6 separate regions of the Mus musculus genome follow, and regions 1, 2, 4, 5 and 6 are each linked to region 3. Evidence: chromatin loops called from intact Hi-C (ENCODE). Cell type or tissue: heart. All regions are shown on one strand. Region 1 holds the start of Cbarp (calcium channel, voltage-dependent, beta subunit associated regulatory protein). Region 2 holds the start of Stk11 (serine/threonine kinase 11). Region 3 holds the start of Cnn2 (calponin 2). Region 4 holds the start of Gpx4 (glutathione peroxidase 4). Region 5 holds the start of Dazap1 (DAZ associated protein 1). Region 6 holds the start of Polr2e (polymerase (RNA) II (DNA directed) polypeptide E).

Region 1 (5,000 bases), 150 kb after region 3:
TGGGCCGCGCGTGTCTGGCTGCCAGGCAGGCCGCTGGGCGGGGTGGGCTGGGAGGGGGGCACGGGCCGAGTGAGGGCAGGACGGGGCGGGCTGGGCGGGGCGGCGGGCACTCGCTCATCCGCTCACACACTCACTCGCTCTCAGCACGCGCCTGTGCGCACCTACGCCTGGGCGTTAAGGAAACAGAGATGAGTCGGACTCGAACTGCGCCCAGTCTGGTGGGGGAGACAGACAGACAGACCGTCAGGCGGCCCGAGGGGGCGGGCAGGGGGCCGAGGGGTGGGGCGCGGCGGGAGGCACAGTCAAGTGCAGCTAGGGGTGCTGCAAGCCGCGCGGGCCCCTCACCTTGTATAGGGTGGGTGCCGTTGTCCAGATAAGTAGTGGTGGTCTTCTCTGCTTCCTCCATGGCCCTGAGGAAGAAAGGGGAAGAAGAGTGAGCAGGAATGGGGCGTCTCCACTCTGAGGCTCTGCAAGCGCGCCTGGGCATGTGTCAAGTGGTTCCCAGGACAAGCACCTGTTGAAGCGCTGGTGCACCTCCCAGCAGCGTTTGCAGAGCAGAAGAACGCCAGACAGCACCACCAGCGTGCCTCCAACGAACAGCGACATCACCACCACCAGCAGCACATAGTTGTCCAAGATGGGGTCAGGCTCCGCCTGAGTCGGGGTTGAGTGCACAGGGCGGGGCATGTCAGGGCTCCACCGCAGAGTGGGGTTTCCATCCCACCTCTACCCCCAGTCTCCAGGAGTCACCCAACCCACCGTGGGGCGGCTGGTGGCATTGTCCCACGAAGTCGTCAGGGCAACAGTGGCGGTAGTGGCGGCCGCTGTGGCCATGGTGGCCGTGGGCTGCATTTTGAGGCTACAAGTAGGGCATAGAGCCAGCTCAGGTTCAGCTCTGCCGGCCCCTCCCCACAAGAGCCCCTGCAAGTCAGCCCCTACGTCCCCGTGCAGCAGCAGCAGCCGCCGTCACTGGGGTGACTCATGGACAGGTGGGGCCGAGTCTTACAATGTGAGTGCCCCCCCAACTCCCCATCCCCGCAGGGGTGCCTGGAGCCAAGGCTCCCCCCCCCCCCCACACACACACACGCCAGGACCTCTCTTTCGCCATCTTTATCACATAAAAGGTGTCATCGCGCTTGCGCAGCACTGTGTGTGTGTGTGTGTGTGTGTGTGTGTGTGTGTGTGTGTGTGTGTGTGTATGTGTGTGTGTAAATGTGGCTTTCCCAAATGCCAACCACCTCCCTGGCTGGCTGGGGTGGCCAGACCGGCAAGGTAGCGCAGCCATGCCCAGGAAAGGGAAAGCACCCTTGGAGGAACAAACACATGACGCCTCCACAGCATACTCAGGCAACATCCCAGGTGTCCTTCTTGTCTCAGGGTCTCATGGTGCAGAAAAGGAATTGAAGGTAGTGCACCTAAGGTGTGGGCGGGGCTGTACTAATGATTCCCCCACCCCCAGTCACGACTCGATAGGGAAAGGTCCTTGTTCCCCACACTGGTGGGAGTGCAAAGGACAAAAGACGCTCATCTGTTCCTGGCCTGAAAATTTTGGTTCCCATGGCGACGGTGCGCAGGGCCGCGCAGTGGCGGGGGGGGGGGGGGGGGCTGTTGCCAAGCAGAGGGAGGCGGGCGGGGGCGCGGGGGAGGCCGCCCACAGGGGCGCCCCAAGGCTTGGCCAAGATGGCTGCTCACCAGGCCTCTGCCAGAAGCGTGGAGAAACTGAGGCTAGGGCACATCATGGGGTGGGGTGGATTCAGAAGGGGCTTGTTAAAACTGCACCTGACTCAGTCCGGGAATGAAGATGATTCTGGAGTAATAAAGGCCATTTTGGCCATCCATCCCTACTTCCCACACCAGCGTGAGCATGCAAACCCCTTTCCCATGGAAGAAGAGCCCGCAGGCTCCACCGTCACCAGTGTTTTTCAGACTGGATGGTGGAGGAGTTGTGGGGCGAAACCTGAATAAACGATGTACCCCCCCCCAGAAGGCTACGTTTCCTCAGCGCACCCAGGCAGAGAGCAGCGGGCATCAATTTTGGTGGGTGGCATGGGGCGCATACGTAGGTCGGGAAATGAATTCAGGCTGGAGGGGGTGGGGCATGGTGAGGATGGTAATGAGAGGTGGGGGAGGAAGATGGCTGGAGACCCAAGGCGAGGAAGGCGGGGTCATGAGAGCCAGCGAGAACGCAAGCCTAGACATGGAGTCCCCACAGAACGTCCACCAGGCCCCCCAAGTAGGATACGGTGCGGAAAAGCGCAGAGAACGCGACGCCAGGCTCGTGAGGATCCAGGAGGCCAAGGCGACAACGCTCTCGCCCTGTCACTAGGGTAAACTGAGGCCAAGGGCAGGCATGGGCTGGCTCCCTCTCGGGGCTGCGGGCGGTGGGCGGGGTGCAGGGCCGCTCAGGCCGTTCCCACGCTCCGCTCCCTTCCCGGAGCCGCGCGCGACAGGACCAGTGGGCCAGGGCGGACCCTGGAACTGGTCGCCATCCCCTGGCCGCGCGCATTCGCCCGCCCGTCCCCGCCCGGCCCCGTGCGCCAGGGCCCGCCGCGCCTACCTCAGCGCCGGGGCGTGCGGCCCATGGGCGGCGGGAGGGCGGGCGGCAGATACACGGCTCTCCCGGTTGGCTCTGGAGCTCGGTGGCCGCGGAGCCGACGGAGAATTTATGAATGGGGAGAGCAGCGCACGGGGGAGGCGCGCAGGAGAGGTGGGGCCGCGCACGTGACCGCGTTGGCGGTGCTCCCGCTCCGGCCCCTGGCTCTGTGCACCCGGTAACCGCCCGGTCCCGCAGCCTGACCGCCCCCGCCGCTCTCGCCGCCGCGTCTGGCTCGCACTGCGATGGCCACCGCCTCCCCTTCCCTTCCGGCGGGGGCGTGGGGCGGAGCCTGAGCTCCCGCGCCCCCTCCCGCTGTAGCGCAGTCCCGCCCCCCTCACCCCTGCACGACTCAGCCTACCTGGTGCTGCAATGTCCCAGAACCCGGTGCGGGCGGGGCGCATTACGCCCCTAAGCTAACGCGGGTATCTCAGGTCTCTGGGACCCTCAACTATCTAGTTTGTCACCTGCCACTCCAGATGTGCAATTCCAGTTTGCATATCCCCTTGGTTTACAAGCCATGAGATATAGGTACATCCCCATCCCCACTTGCATGTTTTTCTTTTATGCTGCTCTTTGGCAGGTTCCTTTATGGGTCCAGCAGATAGCCAGTGCTGTAAAACACCTACTGGGAACTTGCCCTCAGAACTGTGATGGTCCCGCACACCTGCATTTGTAAGGTGAAATCAAGTGGATCAGGAGCGCAAGGTCAACCTCAGCTACACAGAATTCTAGGCCAGCCTGAGCAGCACAAGACCCCTTCTCAAACAAGAGAACTGTAGTGAAAGAGCTGAGCAAACTAAGGTACCTGCGGCCGAGCCCAAGCAGCCATGTTTCATCCCTCAGTCCCGAATAGGAAAGGAAGAGTGCCTCCCCTCACAAGTTGTCCTTTGACACCCAAAGATTTGCTATCCCCTTGCCCACTAACTAAATGAATGTAATAACATTTAAACTTGCATCCATAGAGGTCTGTTATGGAATGATCCATACCTTATAACTCCTTCCACTTGCAGACAGTTCTCTTCCCGGTGGTGCCTGGGTTCGAACCCAGGGTCAGTCTCATTATAAGAGCCTATGCACCAGGCGTGGTGGGGCACGCCTTTAATCCTAGCACTGCGGAAGCAGATGCAGGTGGATCTCTGAGTTCGAGGCCAGCCTGGTCTACAGAGTGAGTTCCAGGACAGCCAGGGCTACACAGAGAAACCCTGTCTCGAAAAACCAAAAAAAAAAAAAAAGAGCCTATGCTCCCAGACCATACCTGCTTATTCCCTGCTTGGCCACACAGTCAAATAAGTGTCATCATGAAGGTGGGTCGCTTACACTGACTTCCAGGACACCATCCTCCTTTTCATTTCAGTGAAGGGGATTAATCCACAGACCCGAGGCTGGCCTGCACTACCAGGATAGACTTCCGAACCCAACCAGGTTGGTCTCAAGCTCATGAGTGTGTCAGAACACATGGATTTTCCAAATACTAAATATTCTGGGGGGGGGGGTCGTGAATTTACATGCCTTTGAAGGTCAGAGGAGGATGTCAGATCTTCTGAAGCTACAGGCAACTGTTAGCTGTCCCCCATGGGCACTGAGAATGAAGCACACGTCTCTTGGAAGAACAGTGCTCGTTGCTGATCTCTGAACTATCTCTCCAGCACCCTAGGTTTAGTTTTTAGAAGACTTGTCTGGTAAGGCACAGTGGCCATGGGGGTAGGAAGAGGACACTCACCACCGGACAAGCATGATCTTTCTAGCGTTGAGTTCTTACTTCATGGAGCATTTGAGTAGATATGGGATCCTGGGACGGGTATGGGTGTGTGTGTGTGTGTGTGTGTGTGTGTGTGTGTGTGTGTGTGTGTGCGCGCGCGCGTGTGTATCTGTTTAAGAGCTGGAGTAGGGAAGGGAATGGGGTTTCTAGCTGCCCACTGCCCAGGGAAACTGTCCAGATTATAGAGACTGGGAACTAGGTGTCTCTCATAGAGATTGATTAAGGCCAGGACTGCTGGCTTTTGAGCAGGTCTGCGTGCCAGAGTCTCTAGTTAGTAGAATAAGTTTGTAGTCTAGCTTGTAGTCTTGCATCTGCCAGGCTCTGGTTCAAGGGTGACCACGACCCTCTAGCTGCCAGCTGCTCCTCTAAGATCCAACAAAGCTAATGGCTTTCCTTCTGTTTGCCCCATCAAGCCTATGCCTGCATTTTCTGTGAACCTACGTGGTGGGGCATGGGGACCAAGAGCTGAGCGGAGGCCGGAACCTGCGTGAGTGCGGGGGCAGGGTGATGACGTCATGACCGAGAGCGAGGCTGCGCGGACAAGACTGGCGTCAGTGGGGCCCCTTGGCCGCCTGCGCACGGGCTCCTGCGTCAGTGGCACGCAGGGGCGGAGGCCCGCAGGGAGGGGACTGCGGAGAAGAGCGA
Region 2 (5,000 bases), 130 kb after region 3:
TATACATAAGTACACTGTAGCTGTCTTCAGACACACTAGAAGTGGGCATCAGATCTCATTATGGGTGTTTGTGAGCCACCATGTGGTTGCTGGGTTTGAACTTAGGACCTTAAAAGAACAGTCAGTGCTCTTACCCACTGAGCCATCTCACCAACCCTAGTTTTGATATTTTTATTTTTATGTTTTCTGCTTCTTTGGAGGTTGTAATGGCTATTCCTGGTTGTCAGCTTGACTATATCTGGAATGAATTACAATCCAGAATTGGAAGGCTCACCTGTGATCCTGATCTGGAGGCTGGAAGATACAAGTTTCTGACCTGGATCTTGGCATGGAGATCTTGAGGCATAGTGACTATGAGTCCCAGGAGACTAAGACAGGGAGAGCTCCGAGTTCAAGGTCAGCCTGGGAAAAAACAAGTCCCAGATCCAGGCCGGGTGGTACACACCTTTAATCTGGGCCACACCTTCTGATAGAGACCTACAAGGACATTGGAAGAAGGAAGACTCCCTCTTCTTTGCCAGCACAGCTGTTGGAATCTACTGGCCTGTGGGACCGAGCAACTGTTAGATCTTTGGACTTCATTCACAGCTGACTGTAGTTGGAAAGTTGGACTGCAGACTGTAAGTCATCATCACAAATTCCCTTACTGTATAGACACTATCCATAAGTTGAGTGACTCTAGGGAACCCTGACTAATACAGAGATGGTAGCACTATGTAGCCCAAGCTGGCCTGGAACTCACTACGTAGTTGAGGGTGAACTCTTTCCTGCCACCGCCTGAGCCTCCTGTAAGTGTGACGTATGTGGCAGCAGGGATGGAAACAGCCTGGCTGCAGGCTTCATCTTTAGTCTGAAGTTTTCCCTCCTGGTGGCTTCTACCCCACCCCCCACCCCAGGCACCATTCCCATTGTGCTTCTATGGTCTGGAATCTGCGGCCTCTCAGGGATAATTCATGTTATTGAAGTGGTACTGAGTTCCCAAATTTACAAAGTAGCTGCTCTACTGGAAGTCACAGTTTTGGTTCTCAGCACTCTCACATGCCTGGTCACAACTATTTGCAACACCATTTCCAAGGTATCTGAGGCCTCAGTGGGGTCCTGAATGTGACAGACATACACACAGGTAAATATGATAAATCTCTAAATACTTCTAACTATATCTCTGACCCAGAGTTCTCACCAGAGTGATAACTCTTCCCGTCAGAGAATTCAGGGTAATGTCTTGGGGACATGAGAGGCTGTCACACTGGGGGAGCTCAGGTACAGATCGGGTAGAAACAGAATGTTGTCTATTGCCCCTGACTCTTTCTGGATCTGTCCTTGGAGTCTGTCAGGGGAAGGGTGGAGGTGGAGGAGGAGACTTCCTTATCACTGCCATAGTTTAAGGCAATGTCAGAGCAATGAAATGGAGGTGAAACTCCAGAGTCTCCCTGTGTGATGTGGGTGCTGGCCAGCAAACCTGTGTGCTCAGGAGAGCAGCCAGTGCTCTTCACCCCTGACCTGTCCCTCCATCCAGCCTGACTCTGTTTGTCTAGTCTGTGTTTTCCCTGGATTTCTGTCTTCACGTCTGTTTCTCTGATCTTTTTTCTTAATTTATGTGCTTGCATAAGTCAGTTCTCTCCTCCTTTTAAGTCCTGAAGGCTGAACACATGTAGAGCAAGCACTTTTCCCACCTTTCCTGGAGTCTAGGTCTCTCCCTCCCCCAGGACTCTCCTGGCAGTACACCCCGCCCCCTAGTGGCCTCGGAGGGAACCATAGACTCACGGATCTATGGACCTTGTAACCGGCCTGTGCGTAAACTTGTGTGTAGAGGGAGTCAGGCAGGGTGAGCACTCGTCCCTCAATCATACTCCAACCCTTATTTTTTATTCGTGCAGTTAAAAAAGGGCACAGATAAAAATAATTAGATTAACCACCCAAAAACACTGCAGCAGGTGAGTTGAGGCCAGCGGCGACGTCTTACCCAGCCACCTTTTTTGATAACTGTTATTTAAAATTCTGTGTTGTGTGTGTGCGCGCGCGCGCCTACCACGGAGTCCCTAGGTTCAGAGACAGCCTGAGGGAGGCATTTCACTCTAGCCACCTTGTGAACTTACGGGGATCGAACTCATGAAGTCAGATTTGACGTCAATCGCCCGCAACCTCTGAGCCATCTCACCAGCCCAGCTGCTCTTATTTTGCACAGGAAACGCTCCTCTCTATGCCATGGATCTCAGAGGCGCTACATTAAGGCTTCAGGTTCGGGAGTGTCGACTTTGGGCTACTTTTTGACCTTTGACCCCTCCCCCAAGGCCGTTAAGAGCAAGCCTGGGCTGGATCTCTTTAGGGATCCACGAGCCTCTCTCTCCACCCTCCCCCATGCCTCCAGTCGCGGCCGTTCCCCGGAGGACGTTGACGCGCGTGAACTCTAACCGGAGGCCCGAAACTCCGAGGTCACCACAGCCAGCCCAGAGGTTTCGCTGGCCCGTCGCGCTTGCTGACGGGCGTCTGCGACAGCCACTGGCAAATAAAGTCCCGCCCCCACACACCAGGGCCAACCACTGAGGGGCGGGGCTTGAAGCCACAGCCCACGGCCGCTCCCTTACAGTCGCTTGCTTACTCCCATTGACGGGCGTCTCAGACAACCAATGAGAATTTAGATCACGCCTTCTCAGATGGAACCCGAACTGTCCAATGTCAGCTCGGGCGCCCACCTAGATCCAAATAGCCCAATCCTCGTTGGCGATTGAGGCGGGTCCGAAAGGTGGGGCCTAAAGCTACAGCCAACTGCCGCGCACGTCGGCTCCGCGAGGGGGCGTGTCCACCGTTGCGACGTGCGACGACGGCGCGGCGCAGGGCGGTAAACAAGATGGCGGCGGCGTGTCGGTCTAGGAAAGGGGAGGCGGCTCACGGCGTCCGCGAGTGAGGCGCGAGTCGCCGAGGGCGGCGCCGGCGTGGAGTTGTCTCTCGCGGGCAGCATCTTTCTGCCTGGAGTTCGATTCCCCCCTCGCCGCTCCGGCCTCCTGCCTGTCGCGCGGCGGCTAGGCGGCGAGGGGGACGCGCCGCCTGGGGTGGTTTTTTTCCCCCCTCGGTCCCCGGAAGATTTCCTGTCCGGATTTCGTGTCCGCGACTTGCGGGTGTCCCGGTGTCCCGCGTCCGGGTGGAGTCTGCGCCCCGAGAAGTCGTAGAACTAAGGGGCCGCGCGCGGCTTCGGCGCGGGCCGGACATGGACGGCGCGGACCGGCCTCGACGCGGCCGCCTGGGCCCCTGAGCGCGGGGCCCAAGTGGCGAACATGACCTAGCGGCCCGCGCGCCGCGACGGCGGACCGTCGCCTCCGTCGGAAGCAGCGTCCCCGGGGACCCGAATTGGGGGGACGCGAGGGTTGGGGGGGCTCATTGCTTTTTTTTTTTTCATTCTTATTTTCATTTTTTTTCTCCCTGAGCACCTAGAAGAAAAGGGGAAAATCAAAAGTGAAGAATTGGCGCCCAGGAAGCGGACGTGGACCCGGTTGTGGGGACCGGGAGAGTTGTGGAGGTCGTTCCTGTTTTTCCCCGTTCCTTTTTTCCCCTTCTTGGAACATTTGGAAGAAGCGGGTGGGGGGGGGGGAATTCGAACTTGAAAAGAATTGGCGCTCCCGAAGGGGACGAGGACAAAGAGTGGGCCAGGATGGACGTGGCGGACCCCGAGCCGTTGGGCCTTTTCTCCGAGGGCGAGCTGATGTCGGTGGGCATGGACACCTTCATCCACCGCATCGACTCCACCGAGGTAATCTACCAGCCGCGCCGCAAACGCGCCAAGCTCATCGGCAAGTACCTGATGGGGGACCTGCTCGGGGAGGGCTCGTACGGCAAGGTGAAGGAGGTGCTGGACTCCGAGACCTTATGCCGCAGGGCGGTCAAGATCCTCAAGAAGAAAAAGCTGCGCAGGATCCCCAATGGAGAGGCCAACGTCAAGAAGTAGGTGCCAAGGGCCTGGGGCCGACGCGGGCGCTGCCTTGAGCTCCTTGGGCAGCCCTTCCTCCTACTTTCTGGCTCTTCTCTTTCCTCTAACCGTTTTCTCTTCTCATTTCCTTCCTCCTTTTTCATCTCTTTCCTTTTACTGCCTTATCTACCCCATCTATCCCTGAGCGTCACCTCGTGGGGTCTGTATGTTAGGGCAGCCTGCAGGACTGTCCTAGCAGGAGGTCGTGCAGCCAACTGCGCCTCCAGCCCCCCTCTTTGGGCCAGGTCCTGGCGCAAGTCGCGCCTGGCTTCTTTGGCGGGCGTTGCCAGGCGGGTGGCTAGTTTGTTTACGCAGCTAGAGGGAACCGGTGGGGCCAAAAATAATGGTGAAGGGGGTGGGGGGGGTAGCCGGCCAGTGCTTGCGCAGGTCCCTGCGGTGTCGTGCGCGTAGTTGGCGTCGTTGGCCCGTGGGGACTCTTTATCGCCTGCTAGGCTTGGCGGAACTTGGAAAACTTCACCTACCGGCTTCCAAGAAGGGGCCTTATCTTTGGGACCAGCACTGGCCACACTCTGCCTAACTGACCTTGCCTCTGGTCCTGTCCCAGGAAAGGCTGGCAGCTTCTTGTTTTTGCCAGCTGGGCACTGCTTTGAGTGGTACGTACAGGAAAGGAAGGTGGACAGATATCCAGGATCAGATGTGTGGACCCAGGGGTGGAGCAGGGCAGGCTGGTGGCCTAGGCTCCTCTCAGGACCTCCTTGGCCTTTTTTGTAGGAGTGGTCTTAGGTCAGTCTTGCACTGGGGAACCTGGGCACCCAGCATCAGGTGTTCCTTCAGAGGCCTGAGCTTGGAAATTCCTGGCTTGAAATCATTGTCTCAAGGTGGAGGTGCCAGAGGTTGCTCACCTCCAGGTGGTGTCTGCTGGTCTCCAAGGCAAGTGGCTTCCTTTGGCTTCAGGGTAATGGTTCTTGGAAGCCCACCATGTCTGGGAGGCTGCCCAGGCCTGCATCCTGGCTTGGGTCAGCTGCAGTCCTTGTAACACATGGCAAGCCTGTGTGCTCTCTCTGCCTGTGACAGAGGG
Region 3 (5,000 bases):
GCTCTATCTTAAGCATTGAGCGGCAGTGTCGGGTGTAATTCGTTTGGTTTGTGGAGGGATCCAGGTTAGCGGTGGGCGATCTGTGGGGCGTGGTCTCAGAAACAAGCTAAAACATTTGCATCCACCTGCGGGCGGGGCGACGTTGCCCGTCGTATTTGTATATGGTTTCCTATTGGCGGAGAATTAGAGGGGGCGGAGACGCACTTAGTAAGGCCTATTTACATAGGGCTTCACTCTGGCCACAGCCTCACTTAGGGGCGGGGTCTGCTGAGGACTCATTACCCACCCTGCCCTGGGAGGCAGGGCTTCCTAACTGCTCATTAGCATAATGTTTTCATTGGCGGCCGCAGCGCTGAAGGGCGAAATTCCATGGATAGTTTACTAGCAGACAGTTTCACCATCGCACCAGTATCACGGATTCCGCGCTGATCCGGCTACCACTGAGGGGCGGAGCCTCGTAGTGCCTGTCTAATTTGCATATGACTTCCCAGAAGGCTTCGCTGGCACAAGCTTCTCCCAGACAGCTATATTAATTAGTTAAATGTGAGCTTTCACGCGGATAGATAATTATTCTGAGCGGTGTTATGAGTGGTAGCCTTTCTTTTTGACATGTGAAAACGTTACTTTATCCAAACAAAAACAAAAAAAAATCATAATTACTGTATGTGAAAAGTAATTTGCTTCTCTGCCTTTAAATACCTGAGGCAAAAAACCGTCGCTTGTGCTCGCTTCGGCAGCACATATACTAAAATTGGAACGATACAGAGAAGATTAGCATGGCCCCTGCGCAAGGATGACACGCAAATTCGTGAAGCGTTCCATATTTTGTTTCATCTCAAAATAACGCAATTGACCCTTTGAAGTCTCCTTTTCTACTATAGCTGCCACATTCCCGTACAATTTGCCTGAACAAGGGCATTTATTGACCGGTTACTGCGCACTCGAAGGAAGCTGTCTGTTTTTAGGACGCAGCAGAGCTGTCTCTGTATGCACCGTGCCCTAACGTTGTGCGCCTTCTATATACCTCCAGCTTGAAGGAAGGACTAGGAGCATCTGTATGATGGAACAAGATGAGAATTTCTGCATCCGGACTGGGCGGCCAGGAAAAGGGCGGGGCGCTTTACCGGCTGAGCGAAGGGAACCCCTCCCTCCTAGCTTTCAGATACCCCAGAGTCACCGTCTGCTGTTACCCAGAGCACCTTGCAACACAGTAGGCACCTAATAAATGTACCAGTCTTGAAACTATTATGGAATACACTTGTCACTTGTTTGAAAATAGGAAACGTCCCTGGGTGACCCGAGCTTTAGAAAAACCTAGCCTGACCTTCGTGGAGAAGCAATGGGGTTCCCTCCAGCACAGGCCAACACGTCAGTCAGTCATATCGCTCACGACCAGAGCAAGCAAGGCTTGACTGAGAGATGGGATTTTACTTTATTTACTTTTTGAGTTTGTGGTCTTTCCTTGGCTGTTCTGGAACTTGCTCTGTAGAGCAGCCTGGCCTTATATTCACAGTGATCCTCTTGCCTCTCTCTGCCTCCGGAGTGGTGATCTCAAGGGCATGGTCACCACACCCACAGCAGAAGCACTACCACCCAGATCCCAGGCACTGCAGAGATGGTCTGTCCCCCGGAAGGTGTGACCCTGGCAGGGAGAGTCATCCTGGGGCCCAGCCAGCTTCCAGCAGCTAGGGCCAGAATTCTTAAGATTTTTGACATCTATATCAGCCGCCCCAAGAGGAGTTTGCAAATATTAACTCATCTGATTTTCAGACAAGGAGCCTGGAGTTCAGAGAGAGCTGATAATTAGTGTCACACAGTGAAATGGGGAAGGAGGATTTTTGTTTGTTTTTCAATACAGGGTTTCTCTGTGTAGCCCTGGCTGTCCTGGAACTCACTCTGTAGAGCAGACTGGAGTCGAACTCACAGAGAACCTCAAGAGTGCTGGGTGGGACTAAAGACGTGCCACCACCACCCAGCTACATGGAATGTTAAATTCCATTCATTTTCGATCTCAGGACAGAGTTCTAATACACTAAGCTGCTAGAAATCCAGAATCTTGGGATCTGGGGTGTTTGGGGTTTTGTTTCTGGGATTGTAAGTCACAAAGCAGCAGGGCCAGGGTTTGAATGTGGCACACAGTCCTCTCGGCATGGAATAGTTTTCCTTATTTGTTCTTATTTCTCAACCACTTCAAAGCTCAGAAAGCTCTTCTGAGCTCAGGGGCGGGACAGAAGGAGGGAGTGGCTGGCCTTGCTGCTGGGCGGGAGCAGAGATGTGGCTATACTTCACAGCATACACAGTGTTTTGTTCAAATTTCAGCCCCTGTTAAGAAAATGAGGGAAGTTGGACTCATCTACTCATTTTTTTTTTTTTTGAGTGCCTGTCTGCGCACGACGCGCATGCAGTGCCTACAGCGGCCAGATGGGGGCGTCGGGTCCCCTGAAGCTGGAGTCACAGAAGGCTGTGAACACTGGGGGTGTGTGTGAGGGCTGTGTATGTGGATACAGGTGCGCTGCAGATGGAGAAGAAAGGAGGCGAGGAGGGTGGGCTGGGGAGATGGCTCAGGTCTGGGGAAATAGCTGCTCTTGCAGAGAACCTGGTTGTGGCACCTGCAGTTGCTGTCTCAGTGCTCAGCACAGTGGCCTGGATGCCCTGATACCCTGCTAAGCCTGTGTGCACCCCACACAGCATGGCCGCTCTTGACAAGTGCTTTCTTTAACTATTCCAAAAAGGTCTTCAGTGTCCCGACACCTGGGGCTTCCTGCCTGGTCACAGGAACCTGTGTTGTCCACAGTTTGGGACCATCTGGAGTCCGGTGCTCCACTGTACAAATTCAAAAACTCCAGCAGAGCCCAGAGAGGAAGGATTTGTCTAAATCACAGAAACCCAGAGAGGTGGGAAGAAAGCCACCCTTTAGAAGTATCCAACCACTGGGCGTGGTGGCGCACGCCTTTAATCCCAGCACTTGGGAGGCAGAGGCAGGTGAATTTCTGAGTTCGAGGCCAGCCTGATCTACAGAGTGAGTTCCAGAGAAATCCTGTCTCGAAAAAACTATGCTTCCGTCCTATGGCCAAGGCCTCTCTGTCAAGCCCTGAGACTCCCAGCATCTGTCTGCCTGTGTTCCGTGGGGCAGGACCAGCCCCTCAGGAATCAACTTGATCCATCTACAGACTCAGGTTGAGCTCAGGCACTTACTGAAAGGATATCATCCTCAGCCACTCCACCCTCACACAGTCAGCCAGCAACCCTCAGCCCTTCTGGGAGCCCCACCCCGACCTCCAACCGATCGCCTTCTCCCACCCTCCATATTTTGCACTTGGTGTTCTAGCAGAAAGCCTTTTCCCTTTGGACTGAAAAACTCATCCATCAGTGCTCCAGCTCCCGAGGCCTCCTTCTCTGAGAAGCTCCCCTCGAGAATCCTGTCTATGCCGCCCCTGCCCCTTCCCACTGAGATGTTTGGAGAGGGAGCAAGATTCTGGTAAGTGCCGGTAGTGGCAGAGAAGGTTTCTAGCCAGATTTTAGGATTTAGGGTCCCACCGAACAGTTTTCTGTCTCTCACTATGATACAGGAGGAGTAAACTGACTTCTGGCCCAGGTCGGAAGCCCACGCCCTTCGCTGCCTCAGTTTCCCGCAACTACAAACGGGACGGCGGGCCCCTCCTGATCGGCCGGGATGCTAGGGTGGCTCCGGCGGGCGGGGGTCCCGGCGGCCGAGGGGGGCTCAGGAAGTCGCGGCCACAGGAATTCGGCGCTTCCACGCCTTATAAGGACATTTGCTCTGCCAGCCAATCGGCGGCGGGGGCGGCGCTCAGCCCCGTCCCGGGCCGTCCGCCCGCAGCCCGACCCTCTGCCGGTCCCGCTGGTCCTCCTGTCCCGCTCCGGGGTCCCGCGCCATGAGCTCCACGCAGTTCAACAAGGGCCCGTCCTACGGGCTCTCGGCCGAGGTCAAGAACCGGGTGAGTGGGTTGCGGGGCTTGCCAGCCTCGAACGCACGACCAATGGGAGCGGGGCTCGCCAGCCTCGAACGCGCGACCGATGCATGAGCCGGGACAGCTGGGCTTTGCTTTACCCTGATATCCGGAGGGTCTGGGGTGCTGTGGGAAGCTGTGGCGTCTGGGAGGCTGGGGACCCATTTTATCCGCATCCTGAATGTCACCTCCAGCCCCGCCCCTGGACCTCTCAGTCCCCGGCGCCCCGGGCTTCCTGCACTCTGTGCCCCTTGCAGGATGTAAGAAAGTTAAGGTCCGGGAGAGAGAAAGCGAGCACACGAGCGATCCGGGCGTCTGAGAGTGCCCCCTGAGGCCCCATCTTCATTACCTGTCGAAACTTCCGTTTCATCTAAGCCACTTAAGTTGGGGACAGGGAAGGGGGCGGGGCCGGTGGCCTTCTTAACAGGGTGTGGTCCGTTCCAGGACTCCCACACACACCTGGGAAAGGGCTCACTGAGAGGAACCGCAAATGCAGGAGAACACTGAAGTCACCAGTTTCGGAGGGACATCTGGGGAGCCATACAGCAAGGTGTCCTGAGCTGATGAGGGAGACACTGATCCCAGACTTAGGGGGCTCAGGCCTGACATCCTGAAACCTTCTAGATAGATCCGCCAACCACACGCACACACCTGGCACCTGGGAATGCAAGTTTCACAGTCAGCTAAAGCCAAGCAACCTGCCTAGGCACGCTGAAGCTACCAGTCGGACCCACCTCCGACTGGCACCTGCCAGGTCCCTACAAGTGACACGAGAGGCATACCTACCTCATGCCACCCATGTGCTATCCTCAGCCTGCTAGAGACAAGTTGCTATTTCACTTCCCACCCTGGGCTCAGAGAGGTTGCTCTAGCTCCCCAGAGACACACAGCATTCTGACGACCCTGCCCAATTCTTCCTGGACAGACTGGACATCTCCCTGGAACAGAGAAAGTGAAAGAAAGAGTCAGGACAGCCCTAAGGATAGAGTTTTAGGAGCTGGGTGGGGCCAGGGACAGGTCAGCACTTGCTCA
Region 4 (5,000 bases), 67 kb after region 3:
CCCAGATCATCTTAACCTTGGGGGGGGGGGTGTCTGCCCGTGGGGCGTGAGCTCCCTTGGACCCAGATCCCCGGGAGGGCTCCTGTCTCGCGGATGGCTTACTCCAGGGTTCAGAAAAAGAGGATTGAAGGGATTAGAGTCCAGGCGAGGGCGTGGACAGGCAGCTGAGCTGAGGAATGTCCTGAGTCACTCCTGTGACACGGGGAGGGCAAAGGGCCCAGTGCTGGGCTGAGAGCTGTGGGGGCTGGACAAGGCCATAGGTGAAGTTGCAGGAGGAACTGTTGGGCCTTCAGCTTCTCACTTAGGCCCCTAAGACCTGTGGCTTCTTTGATGTAGGCAGGGACCTCTGAGGACAATAGTAACTATTTATATGTCTCTTGCCACCTTGCTTTCCTGACACAGGGTTCACTGTAGCCTTGGCTGACCTGGAACTTGCTTACCAGACCAGGCTGCCCTCTAGGCTCCAAGGGCTGGGGCTAAGAGTGTGACCACTAGGCCCATCTCCATCTTGGTTTTGAGGCAGGTTCTCTCTCTGACCACGAGTACTTGGGTGACCTGACTTAGCTGCAGGGATGCTCCAGCCTCGGAATCGCAGGTTCTGGAATTACAAGAGCATCCTTGTGCACCAGATTGCGTGGGTGCTTCGATTGGGACATAGTCCTGTGTTTTCATGGCAATGGCTTTCTCACCAAGCCCTCTTATCACCCCCTCAAATCAACTTCACAGGAATCAATATCTACAGGTGACAAGATAGGGCCTGGTGTCATTGACCTATCTATCACCCTAGTACCTAGGAGTCTAAGGCAGGATTGCTGAGTTCTAAGACCGGCTGAACTGTAAAATTGGGGGTCGAGGGGGGGGGGAGAAGCTACATCTGGGGTTCGGGACTCAATGGGTTGAGAGCCCTCACTTGCATGCTGCAGGTTCTGGGTTCCATCCCTACACCTCATGGCAGCACACTTTTGCCATTCCATAGTTTAGGTTAGCCTGAGCTACAGGAGGCAACCTCTGATAAAGAAAATAGAAATGGAAGGGATGTGGGGATTGGCCGACACCGAGATCCCAGCACTCAGTAGGCTGAGGCTGGCGGTCCAGGGGTTCAAGGTCATCCTCTGCTATATAAACAGTCCAAGGCTAGCCTGGGTTACATGAGATTCTGTTTCCAGTAGAAAAAGGAGACTCCTGTACTTTCAAAGGGGCTCTTTAAGGGGATGACTTTGACACGCTTTCTATTCCCAGAGGTTCCCCAAAGCGCCCTGGCACCCTGCTCCGCTGCAGGCAACCTCGCGGATAACTGTCCACAGCCCTCCAACGCGTCGTCCGCGAGAACGCGGCTCCCGTTTCTCCCGCGTCCCTATCACTGGGCATGCGCAGTTGCTGATAACAACAAACTCGTAAGCCCAGCCCCGCCCAAGCCGTCCCTTCATTCAGGCTTCCCATTGGCTGCAGGGGCCTCGCGTCTTAGCGCAGGCGCATCTGACCAATAAGAGACGTCAGTGGGCGTGCCCGAGGGCGGGCAAGCCATACTCGGCCTCGCGCGTCCATTGGTCGGCTGCGTGAGGGGAGGAGCCGCTGGCTCCGGCCGCCGAGATGAGCTGGGGCCGTCTGAGCCGCTTACTTAAGCCAGCACTGCTGTGCGGGGCTCTGGCTGCGCCTGGTCTGGCAGGCACCATGGTGGGCTACTGGGAACTTGGAGGATCGCGGGTGGGGGCGGGGTTCGGAGTCGGGTCACCGTATCCAGGGTGGAGATCAGGGGTCGTGGGATCGGTTAGCTAGAGAAGGGGGCACCCAGGTGGGAAAGCGGAGCCTGATAGGCATCTCCGGGGTTGAACAAGGCTAGGCCTCGGCGCGGGAGGTCCTTGGGCGGTGAGAACCGGTGTCGGGGTCACCATAGCGGGCTCTGACCTGGTCACGCGCCCTGCCCGGCCTGGTGCGTCACAGTCGGCGGCGCCTTGGCTACCGGCTCTTTGTCCCCGCGCTGTGCTTGGGACGCACAGACCGGCGGGCATGGGCCGCGCGGCCGCCCGCAAGCGGGGACGCTGCAGACAGCGCGGCGGATCCCCGAGAGGCCGGCGACGCCGTGGACCTGGACGCCAAAGTCCTAGGAAACGCCCGGGCCCTCGGCGAAGGAAAGCGCGCGCGCGCCGCCGCAGGAGGGCGCGCCCTCGCCGGATGGAGCCCATTCCTGAACCTTTCAACCCGGGGCCTCTGCTGCAAGAGCCTCCCCAGTACTGCAACAGCTCCGAGTTCCTGGGCTTGGTGTGCGGCCAGGGATACCCCTGCCGTCCTCTTCCCTGGTAGCATATTCTAGGGGTGTCCACAGATCTTATCAGGACGACCTGAAAGGGGCGTACTTAATGGAAGGAACCTTGAGACTCCTCCACCTAGTGCCCCAGGACTTTCTTTCTTTGGCACCGGATTCTTCTCCCCTAGGGGACCTGGGTTAGGACACTCAGTTTTCCTGTTTTACAGTGTGCATCCCGCGATGATTGGCGCTGTGCGCGCTCCATGCACGAATTCTCAGCCAAGGACATCGACGGGCACATGGTCTGCCTGGATAAGTACAGGTGGGTTTCTAGTCATATGGGCGGTGTGCATGGCTGGTCTGAAAATGGGGATTTCCTGACTGGCTTCATTCCCACTCTTTCTCTCTCCCAGGGGTTTCGTGTGCATCGTCACCAACGTGGCCTCGCAATGAGGCAAAACTGACGTAAACTACACTCAGCTAGTCGATCTGCATGCCCGATATGCTGAGTGTGGTTTACGAATCCTGGCCTTCCCCTGCAACCAGTTTGGGAGGCAGGTGTGTGGCTGTTCCCCAGGCAATGCCCCTCATACGGGGTGGGGGTGGGGGGCTGTGTCAGTGTGTGTGTGTGTCTCAGTGTACAGTGTAGTGTATCTTCCAAGTAAATGTTGCTTCCTGCAGGAGCCAGGAAGTAATCAAGAAATCAAGGAGTTTGCAGCCGGCTACAACGTCAAGTTTGACATGTACAGCAAGATCTGTGTAAATGGGGACGATGCCCACCCACTGTGGAAATGGATGAAAGTCCAGCCCAAGGGCAGGGGCATGCTGGGAAAGTGAGTGGCCCTGGGGGAGGGAGGGGACAGATGGCTCTGGACCTGGGTGGGGAGCAGGTGCCAAATTTTTAGGTTTTTTTTTTTTCCTTGTTTTTTTTGGGGGGGGGTGTGTGTGTTTCATTGTGTAGCTCTAGTTTGGGTCAGAACTCAGAGATCTGCCTGCCCTGCTAAAGTGCTGGGATTAAAGGTGTGCACCACCTGGCTGAGCCTCAAAGATGACTTTAGTTGTATTTTATGTGTATGGGTGTTTTGTCTGAGTGTATTTATGTGTACCACGTAGGTACAGTGTCTGCAGAGACTAGAAGAGGGCATGGAATTTGCCAAAGCTGGGGTTGGTGGGTTGGTAGCCACCAAGTGGGGCCTGGGGGCTGAGTTTGAGTGCTCTTTAAGGACAGCCAGTGCTCACAGTCTTTGGCCTGTCTGCCCCTACCACGCCAGATTATTTTCATTTTGTGTATGCGTTTTGTGTGCATGCAAGTCTGTGTCATGCATGCATGCATGCTTGAAGCCCTCCAAGGCCGGAAGACAGCCTGTGAGTCCTGGGAATTGGAGTTAACAGACTTTCGGTGCTGGGAGTGTAGCCCATTCCCCAGAAGAGCAGTGCATTCCTCTAACCACCAAGGGAGCTACAGCTTCAGTTTCCCTGGCTGGCCTGGAACAGACTATGTCCAACCAGGCTGGCTTAGAACTCTCATATCCACTTGCCTGTTTTCTAAATGCTGGGATTAAAGTTGTGTACCACCATGCCCTGGCAGGTACCACTTGTAAACATTCTTTTTTTCTCCTTCCCCCTCCCCTCCCAGTGCCATCAAATGGAACTTTACCAAGGTAAGTGGCATACAGTGTGGGAATGTGTCCCAGCTCCCCTCCCTCCTCCACGCTGGTGCTCAACTGTCAACACATGTTCCTCTGTCTTACAGTTTCTCATTGATAAGAACGGCTGCGTGGTGAAGCGCTATGGTCCCATGGAGGAGCCCCAGGTAATTATTACCTTTGCCAAAGCAGCCCGAGCCAGGGCTGTGTGCAGTTGCTGAGGGGCACGTCTGAACGAGTTATCTCCCTACAGGTGATAGAGAAGGACCTGCCGTGCTATCTCTAGCTAGCCCTACAAGTGTGTGCCCCTACACCGAGCCCCCCTGCCCTGTGACCCCTGGAGCCTTCCACCCCGGCACTCATGAAGGTCTGCCTGAAAACCAGCCTGCTGGTGGGGCAGTCCTGAGGACCTGGCGTGCATCCCTGCCGGAGGAAGGTCCAGAGGCCTGTGGCCCTGGGCTCGAGCTTCACCCTGGCTGCCTTGTGGGAATAAAATGTAGAAATGTGCTGCTGTGTGTCTTTGGGTCAGAAACTGAGCAGTGGGGATCAGAAGGCAATGCCTGTGCTCCAGGACTCTGCAGGTACAGGTCTGGGTCGGCTGCTCAAAGGTCCCTGCTGAACCCAAGGCTCTGCCCAGGCCAGCTGGAAGGACCAGGATGTGGACAGGGCTGTTTAAGGATGGTGGTAACCTGCTAGGAGGCCTGAGGTCTGGGATGCTGAGCCAAGGTTGCCGCAGAGCTGAGTTTGCCACATCCCATGTTCTCTGGGGGGATTGTGGGGTGACTACCTACGGTGAGTAGGTAGAGTGGTATCATTCAGCTTTGAGAATGTCCCCTGCCCTTCTGGACTATTGGCCTTTTCACTCCCCGTGGAACTGTGAGCTTTGTGCTTCCAGTCTTAAGTGATCTTAGGACTATGGGCTAAGTATCCTAGGCTGCCTTCCTCTGGTCTTCCACTGACTTATTGAAGACCTGCCCTTCCCCAACCCCTCTGCAGGGGTTGCAGCCTCAGCTCTGTGATCCTTAGATCCCCCCTTCCACTGACCTGTAGGCCACAGCACAAAGTAAGCAAAAGGCACATATATTTTAAAAAAGATCTTTACATATGTA
Region 5 (5,000 bases), 280 kb after region 3:
GCGCCACCAGGCCCGGCCCAAGTTGATTTTTTTATTTCTATTTATCCGTTTATTTAGAGACAGGAGCTCCTGACTGGCCTGGAGCTTGCTATTGAGAACAAGTTGGCCGCGAACTCACAGATTTCTGCCTGATTCTACCTCTGAACTGCTGGGATTTAAAGGCGTATGCCACCATGCCTGGCTGAATGCCTCAAGTTTAGACATTCATTGGCCTGGTGAGGTCCAAGAAGCCGGCCCTCTCTCAGCTGCTCTAATCCATACCTGTCATTCAGCAGCTCTAGCTTACTACTGGGTCACTTGGACATGTTAGGTGTAGCGATCTGATGATTTTTCTAAGAACTGCTGGAAAAGCAGTGACACTCTTAATCCTTAGAAGATGTTACAGCAATAACTGTTGGTGCCCTCATTTTACAGGTGGGGAAAACTGCTAAAAACAGGAGTGGAGACCAGGGCTCCAATTTAGAACCGCAACAGTTAGCACTTTTGGGAGTTTTGGTTTGTTTTTTTATTTATTTTATTTTTTGGTTTGTCGAGACAGGGTTTCTCTTTATAGCTCTGGCTGTCCTGGAGCTCACTTTGTAGACCAGGCTGGCCTCAAACTCAGAAACCCACCTGCCTCTGCCTCCCGAGTGCTGGGATTAAAGGCCTGCGCCACCACGCCCCGCTGTTTTTTATTTTTTAATGTACTTGGTGTCTCATCCCTGTGCACCACCTGAGGCGCAGTCACTGGCATTGTGATTTCCCACTTGGGTCCTGACAATCAAACTTTGGTCTTCTGGAAGAAACAGGTTCTCATGTAGCCCAAGATAGCTTCAAACTCTCACACAGCTAAGGATGACCTCGAATTCCAGATCCTGCCTCCTCCACCTCTCCAGTGCCAGGATCAACAATGTGTACTGCTATGCCCGGTTTCTGCAGCTCATGAAGGGTCTTGGGCATTGTGCCTGCCAGGAGAGCACTTCCCCCACTGAATTCTAGGTCCACTGCGCCACTCCTCTGAGTGGCCTTCTGATGATCTCATGTGGTCTAATTAAAGCAGAAAATGGGTAGCTTTGTCATCTCAGCACTCCAGAGTCAGCGACAGCAAGATCTCTATGAGTTCCAGGACAATTGGGGCTACATAGGAAGACTCTGTCTCCAAACAAAAGCTTTGGACTGTTTTTTATAATCTGAGCTGTTATACCCAGCACAGAAATGAATTGTTGCTTGTTATACTTTGCTGTTATTATATTATGTTCTACTGACATAGAGACTAGGACCCAGGTCACTCTCAAATTCAAAGTCGTCGTCTTCTTCTTCTTCTTCTTCTTCTTCTTCTTCTTCTTCTTCTTCTTCTTCTTCTTCTTCTTCTTCTTCTTCTCCTCCTCCTTCTTCTCCTCCTCCTTCTCCTCCTCCTTTTCCTCCTCCTCCTTCTCTTCTTTTTCTTCTTCTCCTTCTCCTTCTCCTTTTAGACAGGGTTTCTCTGTGTAGTCCTGGCTGTCCTGGAACTCACTCTGTATATTAGCTGTACTTAATTCACAGAGATCAGCCTGTCTCTGCCTCCCAAGTGCTGGGTTTAAAAGTGTGCACCAATACTGCCCTGCTTCAGGCTTTGTTTGTTTGCTTGTATGTATGTTTTGGTTTTTGTTTGAGAAAGTCTTGTGTACCTCAGCTGGCTTCTAGTTCACTATATAGCTGACCAAGGGAGGCTGACCTTGAATTCCCAGTCTTCCTCTCCAACCTGAGCGCTGGGATGACAGGTTTGCACTGCCATGACTGTTTTAAGTAGTCTGGGGATGGAACCCAGCTCTTTAGCCTAGAAAGATGCTCAACAAACTGAGCCATTACATCGTTTTATTCACTTACTTATTATGTTGTTGTTGTTGTTGTTGTTGTTGTTATTATTATTATTATTATTATTATTATTATTGTTTGTTTTGTTTTCTCGAGACAGGGTTTCTCTGTGTAGCCCTGCCTGTCCTGGGACTCACTCTGTAGACCAGGCTGGCCTTGAACTCAGAAATCCACCTGCCTCTGCCTCCCAAATGCTGGGTTTAAAGGTGTGCGCCACCACTGCCCAGCTTTATATACCTTTTTGAGACAGGGAACTGGTTATGAGAGGAAAGGCAGATTATCCAAGTGAGAAGTCAGCTGCAGACAATAGATAGTAGTAAGAGTGTGGCTGTCCATGTTAGTGGTACTAGGGACAATGTTTTTTTGTTTTTACTTTTTCTTAGTAACTATTGAACTTGGTTAATTTTTACTTTGAACCCAATCGAGCCTTAACTGAATGACCTTGGACAGGTGAGTCAGCCTTTGTGACCCAGTGTATCATCTGCGAAAAAGGAAGAGCGGGAGGTGACACAGTTCAGAGCATGAACGTGCAGCCTGCTTTATGCACCGGCCTCTGAGGGGCATCTTAGACTTTTTCCCCTCGCAAGCCCCCACGCAAGACCAAGATTCGCGAGTGGATAAAGGGGAACCCGCGTCTGCGCCTGCGCGCGCCATGAACGCCCGGCGCCGCATGCACGCGTACGCACGCACGTGGCTGTCTCCCTCCGCGCGCCTTCTGAAGGCCAGATAATGCAGAGGACTGCATTTCCCAGAAGGATTAGATTCGACAGGGCGGAAACGCATGTCTCGGTTGTCCGTGTTGCGCAGGCGCAGAGCTCTGCGTCCCTCTCGCAAGCGGGCACGCACGCGCGGCGCGCCCCTGGCCCCGCCCCCGGAGGCCCCGTGCGGGAGCGCGCCCGGGCGTGCGCAGGGCGGAGGCGCGGAGGCGCGGGGACGCGCAGCGACCGTTGGCGCGGAGGGAGGAGGCTCAGCGCCGCCGCCGTTGCGCAGATCCGGGCCGCGGCTGCGGGGAGGGACGAGCGGTGACCTTCCGGAGGAGCGGGGCGCAGCGGGCCGGGACGGGGCGCCATGAACAGCGCGGGCGCCGACGAAATCGGGTGAGGCTGTGGAGCCGGGCCAGGCCCAGAGCGAGGGAGGCCGGGGTGCCGGACCGGCCGGGCCGGGACTTTAGAGGAGAGCCGGGGTGCTGGGGGGTCGCCCCAAAGGCAGCCCATGGGTAACTGAAGGGACCCAAGGTGATAACTCACGAGCCAGAGAAACCCTAAATGAAGGTTCACGGGTCAGGGGCATCCCATAGGATAACTCACCGGACTGAGAGACCCTGAAATGATAAATCAGGGTGTTGAAGACCCTTAAGTGGATCCTTGAAGTCAGGAAGGTAATGTAGGATAATTAGGGGTGCTGAGAGATCTCTCATAGATTCTAAGTACCAGGGAGATTACAAAAATGGACCAGGGTCCTTGTGAACCCTAAGTATTAGAATGGTGAAACTGAGGGATCTCCAAAGAATAGATTATAGAGCAGAGAGACCCCATAGAGTTGCTCTGGGGAGTTGAATTCTAAAAGCTAGATCACAGGTAATGGAAACCCTGTAAAATAGATTAAGGATGCTGAGACACCCTAAAGAATACATAGGTCAAATAAATTAGGTTATGGGTGCCGAGGAACCCCAAAGTATAGATTACAACTCAGAGAGACCGCATGGGATAACGCGGGGATCTGAGAGGTACCCCGAAAGATTAGGGTGCTGGGGTTATCTAGTAAAAGCGCAGGGATGAGGAGATCACAAAGAACAGATCAGGATGTTGGAGCTTCCTAAGTGGAGTTTGGGGTCAAGGAGTCTTCAAATGATAATTTTGGAGGTTGTGGGATTCTCCAGATTTCAGGAATTAAGGTGACCATCAAATCAGGAGACTGAGGGACACTAAAGGATAGTTCAGATGTTAGAGGGACCCTAAGTAGAGCCTGGGTGTCGGGGAGACGCCCCCCTCTGATAAAATTAAAGGAATTTGGGAACACTGAAAAGTTGGTGTCGGGAGACCCCAAAAGATAACTCAAGGTGCTGAGTCCTTCACAGGAGTTAGAAGAGGACCCCAGAGCTGGGCGGTGATGGCGCACGCCTTTAATCCCAGCACTTGGGAAGCAGAGGCAGGTGGATTTCTGAGTTCGAGGCCAGTCTGGTCTACAAAGTGAGTTCCAGGACAGCCAGGGCTACACAGAGAAACCCTGTCTCGAAAAACAAAAAAAGAAGAAGAAGGAGAAGGAGAAGGAAGAGGACTCCAAAAGAGAGCTGGAGGGTTATGTGGATAAGGTGGTTGGGAAGGCCCTATAGAATAAGGGTTTGAAGGACCCTCCCAAAGGCTATATTAAGGTATAGGGGACCCCTGAGGTTGAGCTGTGAGGTCGGGAGATACTAAAGGATAGTTCAGAGGGCTGAGGGAATTCCAAGAGAGACCCTTAGCTCTGTGGGAGACCATAAGCCATAATTGTGGTTAAGGAAATAGGGTAGGGAGACCATACGGGGTAGTTCAGAAGGCTAGGGGGACCTCCAACAGGAGTTACAGAGTCGAGAAGAGCCCAGTGGAGATTTGGGGGAACCCCAAAGGATAGTTAAGGAGCTAGAGAGGCCTGAAAGGCTAATTCAGGGGGCTGGGAGAATACCAGGAGGAGGCGCAGGACTCAGGAATACTCTAAAAGATAATTGGAGACCCTGAGCCAGTGAGGCCTAGAAGGTGCAGGGTCCAAGAGAACTCATTTGTTTGTGTTTGGTTTATTTTTTTATTTTTTATTTTTTTGAGATTTTTTTAAAAAATTATTTTGGTTGTTGCTTGTTCATAAGGTAAATGAGAGGCTGGGGAGACTCAGCTCCGGGGGTCATAGAGGAATCAAGAGACAGCTCCATGAGCTTGGGAGACACCAGTGATGACCAAAGACTAAAGTATAGGGAGGCCCCAAAGGGGACCTTAAGGCCAGAGAGACTCCCCAAAAGGATGCTTCAGTGGGTTAGGGAGACCACAAGGGGTCTGGGAAGCCGGAAAGAGGAACCCAGAAGCCAGGAAGAGCCCCCACCCCTAAAACTGCTCAACAAGCCAGGGTACCCAGAACAGAACAAGAAGTCAGGGTGCTCAGGAGCTGTGAGGGGGAGTTTGAGACCTGGGAGGGCTTAA
Region 6 (5,000 bases), 52 kb after region 3:
GCTGTAGAAACTGTTCCAGCACATACTTCGGGGCCATGTCCACCAGGGACTGCTTGGCGGAGGGCGTCATGCCCTGCTGCACCACAATCAGCGCCCGTGTGATGTTTTCCTCCTGCATGCGCTGGCAGTATACCTTGATGGTCTTGATGCCCACCTTGGGCTCCTCTGCGGGCACACAAGCACCACCCTCACACTCACTACTGGAGCCTGTGGTCTTAGTTTCTCTGCTTGCAAGGGAAGACTAGAACATCAAGGCAGCCATGATGGGGCTGCCAGGGGGCTCAGCTATCACTGCAGAAGCTGCAGGGTATGCAGGAACTGCGGCCCCCCTGGAACGGGGGTGGGGGCTCTCAGCAGCTCTGGGGTTTGGGGGATATGGTACTGTCAGCTTAGACAGCCTCAAGGAGAAACTGACTGACCAAGAGATGGACCCTGTGTCTACATGAGGCTAGCCTTGTCTCCTCAGGCAGAGCGCAGGAGCAGACCCAGGCCACCTAGTTTGCAAATTGCTGGATAAACACAGGTATATTTACATTATGACTCATAATAGTAGCAAAATTAGTTATGAATTAGCAATGAAGATTTTATGGTTGGAGGTCACAATGTGAAGTGTACTAAGGGGTCCCAGCATCAGGAAGGCTGAGAACCAATGCCCTCCATAGTTGTCCCGGAAGTCATTGTATAGACCAGGCTGGCCTCGACTGCCTGCCTCTGCCTCTCAAACACTGGGCTTACAGGCATATGCTACCATGCCCATCCCCGCACCCCCCAATTCTCACACTAAAAACCAGGTCCCGGGGCCACAAAGCATTAGGTATTAAAAGAGGCAAGCTGTCTGGGGAGACTGAATGTAGCTGCACAGGGAGGTCCTGGGCTCCCCAATAGCCTTCACTCCCACAAGACACCTGCGCTGCTGGCAGAAGCTGTAGAATACAGCACACAGGGGGTGTGGGGGTGGCATAGCTGGCCCTGGGACTCCCAGGCAGAAGCTATAGAATACAGCATATAGGAGCCAGGGGGTGGAGGGCTGAGAGCTGGTTCTGGGGCTTATGGGATGAAAACGACACCAGCAAAAGGGAGGCTTCCCAGGGGAGACAGGGACAAAAGCAGGCAGCTGCCACAATCTTACAGGCAGCGTTAGGCCAGAGTGGGACATGCATTCACTGGCACCTGAGCCAGGGCCTGGAGGAGACCACTCCTGCCAGCCCAAGGGCCTCACCTGGGAAGAACACAAACATCTGGTCTGTGGGGTCATCGTTGTGGGCCACCAGCACCGTGAGGTCTGTGCGCCTTGGCCGTCCTTCGCTGGGCTTGTCCCCAAACTGCGCCTTGAATTCCTCAAGTGTCTGGTCCAGTTCATCCTGGGTCACCAGGTAGCCACGGTCATGACACAGCTGCAGAGACAAGAGGCAAAGAGGCAGTCAGCCTGAGCACTTAGCTCGCAGACCTGACCCTGAATGGCCGAGGCTGGGGACTAACACTGAACTGATCCAGCAGTACCCAAACTCTGTATAGGCTCAGACCACAGCGGCCCGGCCAAGCCTCTCCTCCCCCCAACCTCAGTGGAGCAGGCTGGGATTAATCCCCTGGCAACTGTAGGCAACCTTCTGAATACAGGCACCTTCCTGTCCCCAGTCTTGAGTGTTCCTGATGAGGGAGACTAGAGCATCATCCAGGATCAGGGCTGAGGAACAGGCATGAGGTGGCCCTGGGCTCCACCAACACAGCATAAGTCAAAACTATGCATACCTCTTTATCTAATAATGGTGTCTCATGTGTTCAACTCAAAACAACCAAGAATTTTTTCTTTTATTCCCTTTTTCTTTTTCAAGACAGGGTTTCTCTGCGTGACTTTGTCTATTCTGGAAATCACTATGTAGATGAGGCTGACTTCTAATTTAAAGAGATTCGCTTGCTTCTGCCTCCAGAGTGCTGGGATTAAAGGCGTGTACCATCATACCGGCTTGTTCTGTTTTTAAAAATACTGTTTTTTCATCCTATGTGTGTCTGGAGTCCCCAGAGATCAGGACAGGGCGTCAGATCCCCTGGAACTGGGGTTACAGATGGTTGATAGCTTTCGTGTGGGCGGCTACCTAGCTCGCATAAAACCAAGTGTGACCACGCAGCAGCCCCCTCTCCCGAAACGGAGCCCACCCAGGCCTTTTCCCCTGAGGCAGAGTTAGGAGGTGGAAGCAGTAGGATTTCTAAGAGTTGAAGCCAGCGTGGGTGGGCTCCACACTTTAAACGGGGATGCATTCCAATCCAGGAGGATTGGCCCCTGCGGGAGGCGGGCCTCGGCGGACAACCCGCAGTTAGTCCGCAACTGAACGCTCGCTCGCATAAAGCTCCTCACGCTTGATCACCTGCATGATCGTCTTGCGGATCTTCCACAGCCGGTAGGTCTCCTCCTCGTCGTCCATGCTGTCGCGCTTCCCAAACAACTGTGCACGCGCGCTCGTGGAGCTGCCAGCACGGAGCCTGCGCCGGACGCACAAAATGCCCCCCGCCCCCCGGCAGTGCGCCTGCGCCAAGGGCTGGGAAGGCCCCCGCCCAGGTTCGTGCTGTCTAAGGTGAACGCCGGAATAAACCTACTTTCCACGACAGGCTGCGCGTTGGGCAGCCCCAGCCTTCACCGGGGCGGTGTCGCGCGTCGGGAAGATCTCGCGATACTTGACCTGATAACAGTTTTATTTCCCTCCCTTAGGCGTCTCCCGGGCTGTAGTCCACGCCTTTAATCCCCGTCCTCGGCAAGCAGATCTGTGAGTTCGAGGCCAGCCTGCTCTATAGCCAGGTCTACAGAGAAAACCCTGTCTCGAAAGAAAGCAAGAGACCAGTGATGAACAGCCAGGTTCATGTGCCTCAATTTCCCTTTTTATACAAGTTTTTATTAGTGTATCTGCACTTTACATGAGAAATCGGATGCAAGCACCCACATGAGGTGGCCCCCAGCCATTTGTAACTCCAGCTCCAGAGAGTCTGATGCCTCTGGCCTCCAAGGGCCACACTTACAGGTCTATACCCACATGCAGACACACAGATAAACATAGTTAAACGACTAAAAATCTAAAATGAAAACAATCGATGTGCGGGCATACACACAATGAACAAACAAGTGTGTATATGGTGGGCTAACTCGTGAAAAGTTTGAGAAGGTGGTGAGAAAATGAATCCTAGGGAAAGGGATTCCAGGGCTAAACCCTTCCAACTATACAATGGGAGTTCACAGGAACGCCCCTTTCTCCTTTTCTTTCTTTCTTATTTGTTTATTTATTTATTTATTTATTTATTACATGAAAGTACACTGTAGCTGTCTTCAGACACTCCAGAAGAGGGAGTCAGATCTCATTATGGGTGGTTATGAGCCACCATGTGGTTGCTGGGATTTGAACTTCGGACCTTCAGAAAAGCAGTCGGGTGCTCTTACCCACTGAGCCATCTCACCAGCCCTCTCCTTTTCTTTGGGGGAGTGTGCTGACTTGAAATTTGGTATAGAGACCAGGTCTCAACAGCGCAGAGAATGGCCTGCCTCTGCCTCTCAGTGTTGGGATTAAAGGCGTGTGCCACCAAGACTGGCAAGGTCTGTCCTTGGAAGTCCAGATGCCTCCATTCTGTCCTGATGTGCGTCTGACAGCTCATCTACAGATCATCACCAGTTCCTGCCTGAGAACTTAGGCTGATCCCAACTGGGAAAGACAAGTTTTTGCCAAGTACACTGAGCCCACCATCTACCCTGTAGACCAAGGGGCTTAGGCTGCTACAGTTGGCCAAAGAAGCCATGAGTGTGCAAAGGAAGGGGACATGGGCAAAGACGTTTCTTGGAGAAGAGAGCATTGCCTGGGCCTGGGAGTGGTGGCCGATGCATTTGATTCTGGAGGCCAAGTGGGTAGATTTCTGTGAGCGCTGTGCTGAACACCCCCCACCCCCAGCAGGGGAGCCCCTGACTTCCACTTTCAGGGGGGACATGACCCTCTCATTATTGGTGGTAGTGAACAGTCAGAGCCTAAGTATGTGTACTTGGGACCTTAGGAGCTTCCCAGTGGCCATGTGGATAAGTGTCACTGAGGGTGTCCTCCAGCCCTTGCATGTAGGAGCCCCTCCTCCCACCTCCTCTGTGCCTGGGATCCTGCCCCTTGTTGTGACTGGTGAGACTGGGGTCTCCCTGGCCCCTTTCCTGGGACCCTCTCAGCCAGTCCCCCAGCCCATCTCCAGCTGACTGCAGAAGCCTCTCTACCAGGGACCCCACAGCAACCACACTGGCCTAGGATCCACAGAGGGCAGCAACCAAATAACTGAGCAGATGCTTAGATCCCGGTGTGAAGGCCCCGAGACCTTAGCACGGCTGATGGAAGAGCCATACACTGTAAAACTCAGCTGAAACAGCACCAGCTGCCAAGACAAAAACATAGGCCGGGGACTGGTGAGATGGCTCAGTGGGTAAGAGCACCCGACTGTTCTTCCGAAGGTCCAGAGTTCAAATCCCAGCAACCACATGGTGGCTCACAGCCATCTGTAACAAGATCTGACGCCCTCTTCTGGAGTGTCTGAAGACAGCTACAGTGTACTTACATATAATTAATAAATAAATAAATCTTTAAAAAACAAAAAACAAAAACACAGGCCTTAGTCATCAAAGCCCATAGCTCTGGGAAAGTCTCTAAATATACTAACCTTGCTTTTTGACCTCTGTAGTTCTGCCTCTGGATACATGTTCTTGCTAGGGCTGGAGAAATGGCTCAGTGGTTAAGAGCACTGACTGCTCTTCCAGAGGTCCTGAGTTCAATTCCCAGCAACCACATGGTGGCTCACAACCATCCGTAATGAAATCTGATGCTCTCTTCTGGTGTGTCTGAAGATAGCAACAGTGTTCCCACATACATGAAATAAATCTTTAAAAAAAAAAAAGTTCTAGCCAGGCAGCGGTGGCACACACCTTTAATCCCAGCACTTGGGAGGCAGAGGCAGGTGGATTTCTGAGTTCAAGGCCAGCCTGGTCTACAGAG

What was found. Peaks named below come from ENCODE experiments on the same cell type or tissue, not always from the same donor. Only the 100,000 strongest peaks of a DNase experiment are listed, where the experiment ranks them.
Region 1: it touches region 3 in a loop (2.7-fold over the local background); 16 of 42 quality-filtered maps call a loop at or near these places.
Region 2: it touches region 3 in a loop (5-fold over the local background); 25 of 42 quality-filtered maps call a loop at or near these places.
Region 4: it touches region 3 in a loop (2.5-fold over the local background); 8 of 42 quality-filtered maps call a loop at or near these places.
Region 5: a loop joins it to region 3, with 2.3 times the contacts of the local background. A loop is called at or near these places in 2 of 42 quality-filtered maps.
Region 6: a loop joins it to region 3, with 3 times the contacts of the local background. A loop is called at or near these places in 20 of 42 quality-filtered maps.

What each region holds. Positions count from the first base shown.
Region 1 is chr10:80,136,529-80,141,528 of GRCm38, forward strand. Cbarp (calcium channel, voltage-dependent, beta subunit associated regulatory protein) reads right to left here and starts at 859. Exons shown (of 9, transcript NM_001195268.1): 1 at 760-859; 2 at 515-654; 3 at 346-410. The coding sequence starts at 852. It also overlaps a transcript of Atp5d not described here. In heart, no CTCF peak of the experiment used is centred here; DNase peaks (open chromatin) are centred at 663, 1,512, 2,693, 4,943 and 3 weaker places; H3K4me3 peaks cover 4,108 bases; H3K27ac peaks cover 3,912 bases; H3K27me3 peaks cover 2,240 bases.
Region 2 is chr10:80,112,972-80,117,971 of GRCm38, forward strand. Stk11 (serine/threonine kinase 11) reads left to right here and starts at 2,824. Exons shown (of 10, transcript NM_011492.5): 1 at 2,824-3,936. The coding sequence starts at 3,647. In heart, CTCF peaks have their summits at 2,757 and 4,253; DNase peaks (open chromatin) are centred at 1,750, 2,620, 4,360, 4,915 and 1 weaker place; H3K4me3 peaks cover 3,624 bases; H3K27ac peaks cover 3,697 bases.
Region 3 is chr10:79,984,785-79,989,784 of GRCm38, forward strand. Cnn2 (calponin 2) reads left to right here and starts at 3,816. Exons shown (of 7, transcript NM_007725.2): 1 at 3,816-3,956. The coding sequence starts at 3,894. Gm26243 (a small nuclear RNA gene) reads left to right here and starts at 722; the gene lies at 722-828. In heart, a CTCF peak has its summit at 2,419 (motif pointing right); DNase peaks (open chromatin) are centred at 247, 1,097, 2,377, 3,857 and 2 weaker places; H3K4me3 peaks cover 5,000 bases; H3K27ac peaks cover 5,000 bases.
Region 4 is chr10:80,052,042-80,057,041 of GRCm38, forward strand. Gpx4 (glutathione peroxidase 4) reads left to right here and starts at 1,524. Exons shown (of 7, transcript NM_008162.4): 1 at 1,524-1,674; 2 at 2,473-2,567; 3 at 2,659-2,803; 4 at 2,927-3,078; 5 at 3,882-3,906; 6 at 3,999-4,058; 7 at 4,145-4,398. The coding sequence starts at 1,591. The coding sequence ends at 4,177. It overlaps Sbno2 (strawberry notch 2), which reads right to left. Exons shown (of 32, transcript NM_183426.2): 32 at 4,951-5,000. In heart, a CTCF peak has its summit at 2,157; DNase peaks (open chromatin) are centred at 170, 1,500, 2,160, 4,031 and 1 weaker place; H3K4me3 peaks cover 3,547 bases; H3K27ac peaks cover 3,326 bases.
Region 5 is chr10:80,262,249-80,267,248 of GRCm38, forward strand. It overlaps Dazap1 (DAZ associated protein 1), which reads left to right and starts at 2,766. Exons shown (of 12, transcript NM_133188.3): 1 at 2,766-2,930. The coding sequence starts at 2,902. In heart, no CTCF peak of the experiment used is centred here; DNase peaks (open chromatin) are centred at 83, 790, 2,023 and 2,653; H3K4me3 peaks cover 3,396 bases; H3K27ac peaks cover 2,761 bases.
Region 6 is chr10:80,037,220-80,042,219 of GRCm38, forward strand. It overlaps Polr2e (polymerase (RNA) II (DNA directed) polypeptide E), which reads right to left and starts at 2,440. Exons shown (of 7, transcript NM_025554.2): 1 at 2,364-2,440; 2 at 1,220-1,394; 3 at 1-165. The coding sequence starts at 2,420. In heart, a CTCF peak has its summit at 2,708; DNase peaks (open chromatin) are centred at 894, 1,365, 2,572, 4,094 and 1 weaker place; H3K4me3 peaks cover 2,563 bases; H3K27ac peaks cover 1,874 bases.